Linked DNA regions of Homo sapiens: region 2 is linked to region 1. The links are chromatin loops, found by intact Hi-C in ENCODE. Cell type or tissue: chondrocyte. All regions are shown on one strand. Links, peaks and the distances in the headings refer to the core of each region. The heading gives the core; the rest is flanking DNA.

Region 1 (5,362 bases), core at 68-5,067:
CCCCAGTTTGGCCAAACCCCACCTGAAACCAGAAGGCAAGGGGGCCCAGGAGACGCTGGCCGCAGGAGTCAGCTCCTGGACACAAAGCTCTGAGAAGGAAGGTTAGGCTAAGAGTAGCCAGCCCAGGGGCCTCTCTCCTCCTCCTGGGTTTGGCTTTGTGGAGGGGCTGAGAGTTAAGAGTGGCTGCGCTTGTCCTTCAAAGCAGAGTCTGTGCCTGATTCCTGATTCCAGAACAGCTTTTCTCATCCTTCCAGGCCCAGGTACTTTGTTCACGAGGCCATCCCCAGTCCCGGAGTTAATTTCTCCCATCCATCCCTGGCTTCCCTGGTTCTCAATGTCTATCACATCACTCAGCCCAGTGATTTGGCATTATTTTCTGCATAGGTTTTTCTCCCCAGGAGACGGTTCTAGCTTCCTCTACACTGAAAGCTTCTTGCAGGCTTGGGCCAAATAAGGCTGTTTGCTCTGACACAGGGCCCAGCACAGCCCAAGTGCCAATGTTTGCCAAGTGAGCTGAATCTTATGGGCTCAAATACCTCACACTGCCTTGCTGTATGCAATCTGGGCACATGTGTGTCTGTCTCCCTGAGTAGACTGGGGCTCCTGAGAGGTGAGTGGCCCAGGCCTAGCACACAGCAGGCATCAAATATTGCCTAAATTAGCCTAAGTAAAACCATCCTCCTTCCCTTCATTCATTCAACAATTTTTTTGGAGCTTCCAGATAGCTGAACATATGGAGGTTCCTGGAGGATGGTGTGCCCAGGGAGGGGATGGAAGCTTCATGCCCCTTCCTCCATAACTCTGCCCTATTCATCTCTTCATCTGTATCCTTTTCAATATCCTTTATAATAAGCCACTAAAGCTAAATATGGCCATGTGACTGAGCTCTGGCAATAGGACACAATCAGAAGTGGTGTGAGGTGAGCGACCCCTCCTTTTTACTTTCATTGGATAGAATGAGGCATTAGAAGGGAGCTTGGACTGGTCTTGGATGGGTGTGGATTAGGGCCACAGTCTGGAGATGGTGGAAGACCAAGCTGTGATTCTGCATCTTTGGCAGATTGTATTTTCCCAAGACAGAGGCAATACTATATCCCATTCCATAAGCTCTTCTTATACTGTGACTTTGACACACCCTTCCCATTAAAAGGTGGCATCTATGTCCCCTCCCCATGAGCTGGAGGCCCGGGTTTTTGTGACTGCCTTTAGCAACAGAATAGGTCAGCAGTGACAGTGTGTAGCTTCCAAGGCTAGCTCAAAAAAAATGCCTTTCACTTCTGCCTTGTTCTTTTGGGACGTTTACTGTTGGGACTTAGCCACCATGCCATGAGGAAGCACAAGCAACCCGTGGAAAAGCCCATGTGGAGGAGAACCAAGACCCCCAGCCAAATACCCTGCTGAGCTCCCAGCTGACAGACCGCATCAACTTGCCAGCCACATGAGTGAGCTGTCCTGGACGCGAGTTCTGCAACCTCTGGGCAAGCCACCTCAGCTGATGCCACGTGAAGCAGAAATGAGCTGCCTCCACCAAGCCGTGCCCAAATCACAGATCTGTGGGTAAAATAAATGATTGTTATTATTATAAAAAACAAAAACAAACAATTTTTTTAAGGTCCTACTATGTGGTAGTCCCTGTGCTGGGCTCTGGAGACACAGCAGTAAACAAGACACATAAAGTCTCTGCCCTCATGGGGCTTCCATTCTAGTGGGGAAGCAGAGAAGAAAATAATTGAAAATGAATAGTATTGGCCGGGAGCGGTGGCTCATGCCTGCAATCCCAGCACTTTGGGAGGCCGAGATGGGCGAATCACGAGGTCAGGAAATCGAGACCATCCTGGCTAACACGGTGAAACCCCGTCTCTACTAAAAATACAAAAAAATTAGCTGGGCATGATTGCAGGCACCTGTAGTCCCAGCTACTCCGGAGGCTGAGGCAGGAGAATGGCCTGAACCCAGGAGGCGGAGCTTGCAGTGAGCTGAGATTGCACCACTGCACTCCAGCTTGGGCAACAGAGTGAGACTCCGTCTCAAAAAAAAAAGAAAGAAAATGAATAGTATTGTTGCAGATTGATAAGTGCTGCACAGAAAATAAACAGGGTGACAGGGATAAACAGTAAATGGGGTGAGGCATGGTGGCTCCTGCTTGTAATCCCAGCACTTTGGGAGGCTGAGTCTGGAGGATCCCTTGAGGCCAGGAGTTTGAGATCAGCCTTAACAACATAGTGAGACCCCATCTCTATTAAATAAAATTTTACAAAACCCAACAAAACAAAAAAGCCCATAACAAAAAAATAAATGGGTGGACATTATGGGCAGGGGGTGGGGAGGCATCAGAGAAGGCCTCTGTGAGATGTGATCTGAGACCTGAAGGAGAGTAAAAGGTGGGCTGTGAAGAGCTGGAAAGGGTTTTCTAGGCAGAGGGAGCAGCAGAAAAGGCCTGGCTGGGTGTGGTGGCTCACTCCTGTAATCCCAGCACTTTGGGAGGCTGAGGTAGGAGGACTGCTTGAGCCTAGGAGTTTGAGACCAGCCTAGGCAACACAGTGAGACCTCGTCTTTACAAAAAATACAAAAATTATCCAGGTGTGGTGGTGTGCATCTGTAGTTCCAGCTACTCGGGAGGCTGAGATGGGAGGATCACCTGAGCCCAGGAGGTTGAGGCTGCCGTGAACCATGATTGCACCACCGTACTCCTGCCTGGATGACAGAGTGAGACCCTGACTGCAAGAAACAACAGCAACAAAAAAAACAACAACAAAGGCTTGGAGGTGGGGAAGTTTCTGGGACCCTGGGGAATTCAGGGTTTCAGCCTAAAGAAGCGCTGAGCAGGAGGGTAGGAGCGGGTCAGAAATTCAGTCCTAGGGACAGCCTAAGGCCAGGTCCTGGGCTGGGGGTTGGAGGGGCAGAGCCAGCTCTTCTGAATGCCACCCTTGCCGCCTGTTGCTTGGTACCACAGCAAACAGAGCCTCTGGCAGGCCTGCCCTTGCTGCCTTAGCTCTCCTCTGGCGGGCAGCAGATGTCAAATGCCCAGCAGCTGAGGCTTCGCCAGCCTCCTCCCCTGGAATAGTTCGGGGGTAAGTCAGAAAATGACCAGCAGCCTCAAAACCTGGCTTTTTCTCGTGCGTACCTTACAAGGGTATATTTGGCTGCCCTGGGTGTTAAATCTTCCACCCCCTTGCATTAGACAGAGAAATATAAATATACAGCCACAGGCAGCACACTCAGACGCGAGGATGAATGAACATTTATCAACCCCCAGTCACGCACAAGCACACAGTCAGAGTCACAAGCGGGACCATATGCATGCCCCCCACACAGAGTCAAAACCGCCAGCCCCACAAAGACACTCCACCATGGCACAATCACCACACACATTCACCCTGAGATCACACAATCACACATCCACATGCTCACACACAGACATGTACCCCACAATCACCGCAGAGTCACACAGGGGCACACAAGCCCACACACATTCAACACCACGGCATGCTTCCCCCACCGGCCTCCCAGGCACCCCAGCCCCTGGGGCTTGTTATGGTGCCAGCATTCTTCTGCGATTGAGTCAAAGACCTCCCCAGACAGGGTAGCTAAGTGGAAAAAGGAATCCGAAGGAAGAACGCCTGAAGCCCAGGTCTGGGAAGGGGCCCAGCAGCTTCTCTCTTGGGGAGAAAGACGTCAGTGCTGGTTTGACCCTCACACTAGTGGGCTGAGGACGTGGGGGGAGGTATGTCTTGAAGTTGACAGAAGTGGGCTGAGTGGGGTGACAGGTGGAGCAGGAGAGAGACCCCAGGAAGCCTCAAAGGGTGGGGCAGAAAGTGGGGTTAAATATGGACTCAATGTGATAGGCGTAAACTCCTCCGCAGTTCTCTCTAACCCCAGCCACCCAGCCCGCCCCCAGGCTCCAGGCTGTCCCCAAACGCGCGGGGTGTGGCCGTGAACCCTCCTCCCCGGCCGCGCCCTGCCCCGCCCTTCACGACAGCTGCCGGGGACAGCCCGGAGTGCCCAGAGGGTGGCTGCGGCCCTTCCCCTCTTGGGTGGGGACCAGAGGGCGCTGAGCGGCAGCGGACACCCCCAAACACTCGCGGGAGAGGGGTGCTGGCTCCCTTTGAGCAGCCCGCCCAACCCTGCCTCCACCCTCCCAGGCTGGACAGGGAAGGTGCTCCCTGGGGCTTCAGACCCCCCTTCTGACTCCCCCTGCAACGGGACCTCACGAAAGGAAGGGTGGAGAGAAGGTTCGGGAAGACGAGGGGGCTGGGAGGTTTGGAAAGACAGCTCCAGGCCCCCGTTCCCACCCCCGCCCCAGGCTGGTCCGGGAGGGGCAGCCTCTCCCCGCCCCCAGGTCCGCGCGGCCGCTCCCTCCTCCCCCGGCAGGAGCCCCGGCCAAGTGGGCGCGCCCGGCCCGGGGCCGGCCGGGATCCGGTGTCGGTTGCAGCTGGCAGTGCGGCGGGCGCGGGCGCCGGAGCGAGGGGCCCGCGGGCCCGGCTATTAATAACGCGGCCGCCAGCCCGGGGTCGCGCAGCCATGGCCAGCCCGGAGCCCCGGCGCGGCGGGGACGGCGCCGCCCAGGCCGCGAGGTAGGACAGTGCCGGGCCCGCGTCGCCGCCCCGCTGGGGAAGGGGTGCTGCTGGACGGGTTCCCTTTCCCCCCGACCGCGGGCGTCTTTCGCCTGTCTAGGGGTAGTGGTCCAGCCGGGGTGGGGCACTGGAGCCGCCTCGTGAGGGGACATCGGGGAGTCGGGCCGTCCCGGGGTCCTGGCACCTCCGTTTGTCTGTGGCTTTTTATAATACCCCTCCCCCTCCCGGGACTACATGAAAATTAACCCTTCCAGGCGAGTGGGCATCCACCGCTCAAGTGCCATTTGGCCCATAGCAGCCAAAGACACTTCTCGCTAGCCTTCATTCCTCCCTGCAAATGTCAGTTGGAGACAGAGGCCTCCCCTGCTGAAGTGGCTGTGTGGAAGCCACTTGGTGCAAGGCTGGGCATCTGCCAGCTTGAAGTTAAGAGTCTGTCAGGGCTTGTTCTCTCCCGTCTGGCCTGGGATGGGTGGGGGAAGGGTCCAGGGGCCCTCCCCACTATCCCTCCTGGCAGGGCACGGCTGATTATTGGGGGAAGGGACCTGTGGCTGAGGGGTTTGGGGTGAGGTGTATTTCTGTCCCAGGTCATACTGTGGCTCTGGGACTTCCCAGTGTACCAAGAGGTGAGGGTGCAAATACATAGCTCCCGACACCCCTTCACTGTCACACAGGGGCACAAAGCTGAGCGGTCTTACACACACACACTCACCCATACTGCTGTCCACACCTACAGCTACAGTCAGACACACGGACTCTTGCCTGCACAATGTCACATGGACTCCCAGCCA
Region 2 (5,362 bases), core at 231-5,230, 69 kb before region 1:
GGGTTTGGACTCTTTATTCGGTGCAGAACTCGGCAAGGGGCAGCTTACCCTCCCCAGAACCCAGGATCATCCTGTCTGGCTGCAGTGAGAGACCAACCCCTAACAAGGGCTGGGCCACAGCAGGGAGTCCAGCCCTACCTTCTTCCCTTGGCAGCTGGAGAAATCTGGTTTCAATATAACTCATTTAAAAATTTATGCCACAGTCCTTATAATTGGAAAAATACTGGTGCCCAGGTTTTCTTGGAGTTATCCAAGCAGCTGCGCCCCTAGCTGGGATCTGGTACCTGGACTAGGCTAATTACAGCTTCTCCCCAACAGGAAACTGTGGGATTTGAAAAGGAAAGGGAAGGGAAAACAGAGAACCTAGTGGTCTACCAAGTGGTTGGCAACTTTCCCAATGTCTGCTTACTCTGAGGCTTGGCACTGGGGGCCAGGGCCTGCCCCAGGGCTCCTGGAATTTCCCTTGATCCAGCTAGGCTGGGACACTCCCTAAATCAGCTGCGTGTTGTTAGCATCAGGCAGAATGAATGGCAGAGAGTGATTCTGTCTTCATAGAGGGTGGGGTACTTCTCCATAAGGCATCTCAGTCAAATCCCCATCACTGTCATAAATTCAAATAAAATGTCTGAACAAGGGTGTCTGGATGTGAGCTGGACCATCTCAGGAGAGAACACAAGTGTGAGGCAGCTGCTGGCCCCTCACCTAGTCTGGGGTTCCTTTACCCTGTAATGGGGGGTGGGGGGTAGAAGATGGACAAGACACCTTAACAGTCCCTTTGGCAGTACTAGGCAGAAGAGGCCCATACTTGGGTCCAATGTGTGCAGCAGGCAAAACATTTTCCCTTCTAAATGTGGGCCCAGACCACTGCCCTGTCCCCCCCACATTAAGAAGCAGTAGCCACAGCCAAGTTTCAATCATTTAATTAACATCTTTAAATGAAACACAGTTTTCTTCATGTGTCTCACTCAGGCTTCAGGGCAGAGGGAATGGATTTTTAGACATATCAAAGACTCAAAAATTTAAAGAAATATATATATGTATATATATACTTCTAACATTTTATGGAAATTAAAAATCAGAGGCTTTTGGTCTCTCCATTTACTCTAGGTCAAGCTCATTTACCCCAGAGGACAAAGAAGGGCTGCCTCTTCTAGACCCTCCCTTCTCCTTTGTCCTCTGTCCCACCCAGCAGGGAAACAAGCTCAGAAGATCCTAACAGGATAGAGTTCCAGTAATGTTGGAGGAGGGAGAGGGAAAGAGAAGTCAGGTTCTCTCCCACCTCCAGCCATTCCCAGGTTGCTGCCAGGGCCTGGTTTCATGCAGCTTTGACCCAGTCCTGGATCCTAGGGGGTGGGGTAGATCAGGAGCTCTGAGCAGAACAGTGCTCACTGATTATCCTCTTTCCCCAACTCAGTGGGCAGGTGCAGCGTACACCCAGCAGCACTCTCCACTGCCCACAGGCAAGGGAAGAATATTGATTGATTAGCTACAAGGAGAAGACAGTAGTGACTAGTGGAAAACACCCTGGAGAGGGCCAGAGGAACCTGGCTCTCACCACATCCCCTCTGTTCCCAGCCTTGGTGAGGGGGCGGGGAGGTCATGTCAACCTCTCTCCTTGGTGGTGAAGCTAAAAGCAAGGTTCCTTGCCAGACTCAAGCCCAAGTCACTGTTAAGGAAAGAGGATCAAGAAAGAAGCGGTGGCCCTGGGGGGCAGCCACGCTGCTGTGGACCCACAGGGGCCAATGGGGAAGCCAGCTTGCCTAGACAGGTGGCACAGGCTGAAAATAGAAAGGTTAACATTCCCGGAGAGTACAGTAAGAGAGGCTGATACCTAGGGGACCACCACCCAGCCTGCCCTAGAAGCACTGGGTGCCCCTCATTGACTAGAGAAGACTTGAGTAAAATGCACCTGTGGCTTCCCATCCTTGTCACTCAGCGTTAGCTGCCCCCAGTGGAACCACCTGTGCTGAAAGGCAGCTGCAGAAAGGACATGCACCGAAATGAGGAGAGAGAAAGGTCAGAGAATGAAGTGTGGAGGGCCAGGCCTGGGCCCACTGCTCAAGGAAGCTCCCCCCCTCCAGATGCTCCCTTCCATCCACCTCCTCAGTGCTTGCTCAGCCCAAAGGCTCCTGCCTCTGAAGTGCTGGGGGCCCACCCACCCCAGTGTGGTCAAGGAGGCAAGGGGCAGGTGCTTGACACTGCCAAGTGCCCCGAGATGACTCTACTGCTCACCCATTTCTTTGGGCCCTGGCAGTCTCCTACTTGTCCCCAGCATGGAGCACCTGGCAGAACTGGAAGGCAGGAGGGTGGTTGGTGAGTTGAGGCACAGGAAGGCCAATCCCCTCTGCACCTTTTGTGCTTTGGAATTCCACAGCCCCACACCTGCCCCCAGCCTAGAGAAGCCTGTGGGAACACAATGACTTGGCCACCTTCAGGAACCAAGAGGAGTAAACTGGACTGGGCAGGAGGGCACAGACTGGTCCCAAGCTATGGGCTGACTGCCGGGGATGGATTCTGCTGCCATGTAAACAGGCCCTTGGAATGCAACTTCCTGGGCCCTGGAGGATGGCCATGCAGCCACTTTTCAAAAGTGCTTTGATTCTGGACTATAGTATGTGCATGGTTTGGACATGAAAAAAAATGAAACTCAGGTGAGGTGTCCTGCTCCCAACTCTGCAGCCTCAGGGCCAGCAGGGGGCGCAGCCACCCTCTCCCGCCAGCTACCCACTTCAAGATGAGGCTAAGGCCAAGACTGAAGCGGCAACTGCCAGAGGTGAACCCATTCGGGAAAAGGCATGAGCGCAGGATGACTCTGAGGACAGGAGCAACACCAGGCTTGCATAAGTATCGAAGGCCGTGGAGGTTAAGGCTGCAGGCGCCCTCTCTATTAGGTTGTGTCTGCTGTATCCTCTCGTCCTTGGAGCTGCTCGGGTCCCTGAGATTGTGTTTCTGGGATGGGTCAGCAGTGCCAGTGAGGTGCCTGGTGGTCAGGCCAGCTCTTTCTGTGAGTCTGGGGGAGAAAAATAAGAGACACTTAGCAAGGGGCCTCCTGGCTTGGTTCTGGCACTAGGAGCCCAACAAAGCATACCCTCACCCAACCTTCTTACCGCTTTGATTTACTGACAGTGCCCGCAGCACTGGGCTGGACACCCTACACATGTTCAGACACTATAATGTAGGTGTCACTGCCCCACACTTTACAATGTAGCTAGGAAGGGTAGGGAAAGAGGCAAAGTTGGAATTCAAACACAGTAGGCCTGACACTCACACACCATTCTCCTCTGGGCCCCAGCAAGGGTGACAGCTTGCCCTTCCCAGGCATTCTCAGACCAGAAAAGTTAAAGATCCAAGAACAAATCCCCCATGGCGGGACTTCAGATTCCTACTTCCCATCATCAGCAATGGGACCTCACCCTAGCACTGCCCACTGTACCTGAGCCCGGGAGGCCCATCTTCTCCTCTGGGCCCACCAGCTGCAGGACACCTCCATTCTCCGCCAGCTCCCTCTTAGTCCTGTCCTGGGTGTGAGGGAGCCCATTGGTGGGAGGAGCAGTAAGGGGCTCAGCTCGAGGGTAACTGGGGGAGGCGGGTGGGGGGACTCCCACAGACGGCTTGCGGGCCACAGGTGGGGGAGCCTTAGGTGACTTCTTTGGGGCCTGGGGTGGCCGCTGCTCTGAGATGCTCCGGAGTTCTGCCACCAGATTCCGCTGGAGGTCAGCCTGGGTCTCAGGGGACACGGGCCGCTCCAGCTGCAGCTTCCTAGAGCCCTTGGAGAAGATGAAACTGGCCGTTGAGGCAGGGGACTGGGGAGGCCGTGGCTCTGCCTCAGGCGGTCCGTTGGGCTGAGCACTTGAGAGGCCTTCACTGGCGGCCAGGCTGCAGGCCTTGAGTCGGACCGCAGCATGGAGCCCTGAGGAGGGGGCAGGCACTGGGCTGGCCCGCCCTGACAGGGCCCTTCGCAGTGGTTTCTGGGGGGCCGATGGCCCCAGTGCTGGGGTGGGAGCCCCTCCTGGAGCACCCACGGAGCGCAGCCGCACCATCTGCAGGAGCGAGGGCGTGACCAGGGGCGCACCTACGTCCTCCCTGGGAGGCCCACCACCCTTGCTACAGCCCACCGGTTCCTTCTGAGGGAGCTTGGCCACATGCCCTGGGGCGGAACTAGCAGGAGCTGGGGCTGGCGGAGCTGGAGGAGGGTCTGGGCTACCCGGGGGCTGAATCTGCAAAGCAGTAGCTGAGGAGGACGAAGCAGCCGGGGAGCTGACAAGCTCTGGGGAGCCTGAAGGGCCTGCAGGCTCAGGGCTGGCCACAGAGAAAAAAGCCTCCTCTGGTGGGGGGAAGTCAGCCATGGACAGGTCCTGCTCCTCAGGGGCAGGGGGTGGGGGAGGGGGCCAGTTGGGATCTTGGAGGGGCTCCTCAGCAGTCTCTGAGGCAGATGGTGCCTCCACAACCACCTCTGGCTTCTTAGTGGGTGGTGGGGGTGGATGATAAGATGGGGGTGGGGAAGGTGGGGGTGACTGGTCTTTGGAGATGACAGGAGACTCCTGCAGTGGAGTCAAGGTTGTCTGGGGAGTGGGAGGGGACTGAGGACTGGCGTCAGTGGTAGAAACAGGCCCAGGAACCACAGCAGGGGCGGCTAGAGCAGGGGCAGCTGGGTTAGGGCTCCTGGGCTTGGAGGGAGGTGGGGAGAAGGGGGCAGGCACCTTGGGGTGAGGAGGTATGACAAACCTGTCACCCAGGGGGGTCAATATCTGTGGCCCAGAGCGGTCTGAGGGGGCTGGGTCAGAGGAGGAGGAACATAAAGACGTGAGGGAAGAGGAGACGGAGGCCCCAGGGGAGCGAAGAGACGTGACACGCTCTGGTTTAGGGGGCTGGGCCTTGCCTGGGGAAGCAGGGGGACCTGCCAGGCCCTTGGGAGGGAGGGTGGGAGTACCACTTTGGCTCGAGTATCCACTGGAGGGCGAAAGTGTCCGTTCTGGGGACCGTGGGGGGCGCCGGGAACCACCCGGAGACAAGCCAGGTACCCAGCTGTTGGCTGGGTTGGGTGGACAGGGTGCTGCCCCCGCCCCTTCTGAGCCACCAGTGGTGGGTGGCCGAGGCAGCTGGGGCTGCTGCTTACGCTCAGGCTTAGGGGGCAACCCTAATGGCCCATCAGGCACTGCTAAGCCCCGCTGATGGAGGGAGTGGGTCCGGCGGGGAGGGGGTGGAGGCCGCTTCAGCTTACGCAGGGACACACTCCGGCCAGACAACTGCCCACTGCTCCGAATGCTGAGTGTGTCTGAGGCCTCAGCAGTGCTGCCCCCACTGGGAGAGCCCCTCCCACTGCCTCCCTGGGGAGGGGGTACCACGCTATTGCTAGCCGTAG

What was found. Peaks named below come from ENCODE experiments on the same cell type or tissue, not always from the same donor. Only the 100,000 strongest peaks of a DNase experiment are listed, where the experiment ranks them.
Region 2: it touches region 1 in a loop (3.0-fold over the local background); 102 of 110 quality-filtered maps call a loop at or near these places.

What each region holds. Positions count from the first base shown.
Region 1 is chr1:32,701,820-32,707,181 of GRCh38, reverse strand. SYNC (syncoilin, intermediate filament protein) reads left to right here and starts at 4,412. Exons shown (of 5, transcript NM_030786.3): 1 at 4,412-4,574. The coding sequence starts at 4,522. RefSeq lists silencers at 3,863-3,952, 4,003-4,052 and enhancers at 3,413-4,178, 4,179-4,944. In chondrocyte, for the core only: a CTCF peak has its summit at 2,989; DNase peaks (open chromatin) are centred at 2,971, 3,541, 4,031, 4,681 and 1 weaker place.
Region 2 is chr1:32,770,513-32,775,874 of GRCh38, reverse strand. NHSL3 (NHS like 3) reads right to left here. Exons shown (of 7, transcript NM_020888.3): 6 at 3,434-5,362; 7 at 905-3,010. The coding sequence ends at 2,988. YARS1 (tyrosyl-tRNA synthetase 1) reads left to right here. Exons shown (of 13, transcript NM_003680.4): 13 at 1-636. Among named protein-coding and RNA genes, the nearest start is that of NHSL3, 31 kb to the right of the region's middle. RefSeq lists a silencer at 2,573-2,867. In chondrocyte, for the core only: CTCF peaks have their summits at 295, 2,443 and 2,674 (motif pointing right); DNase peaks (open chromatin) are centred at 2,724, 3,994, 4,784 and 5,194.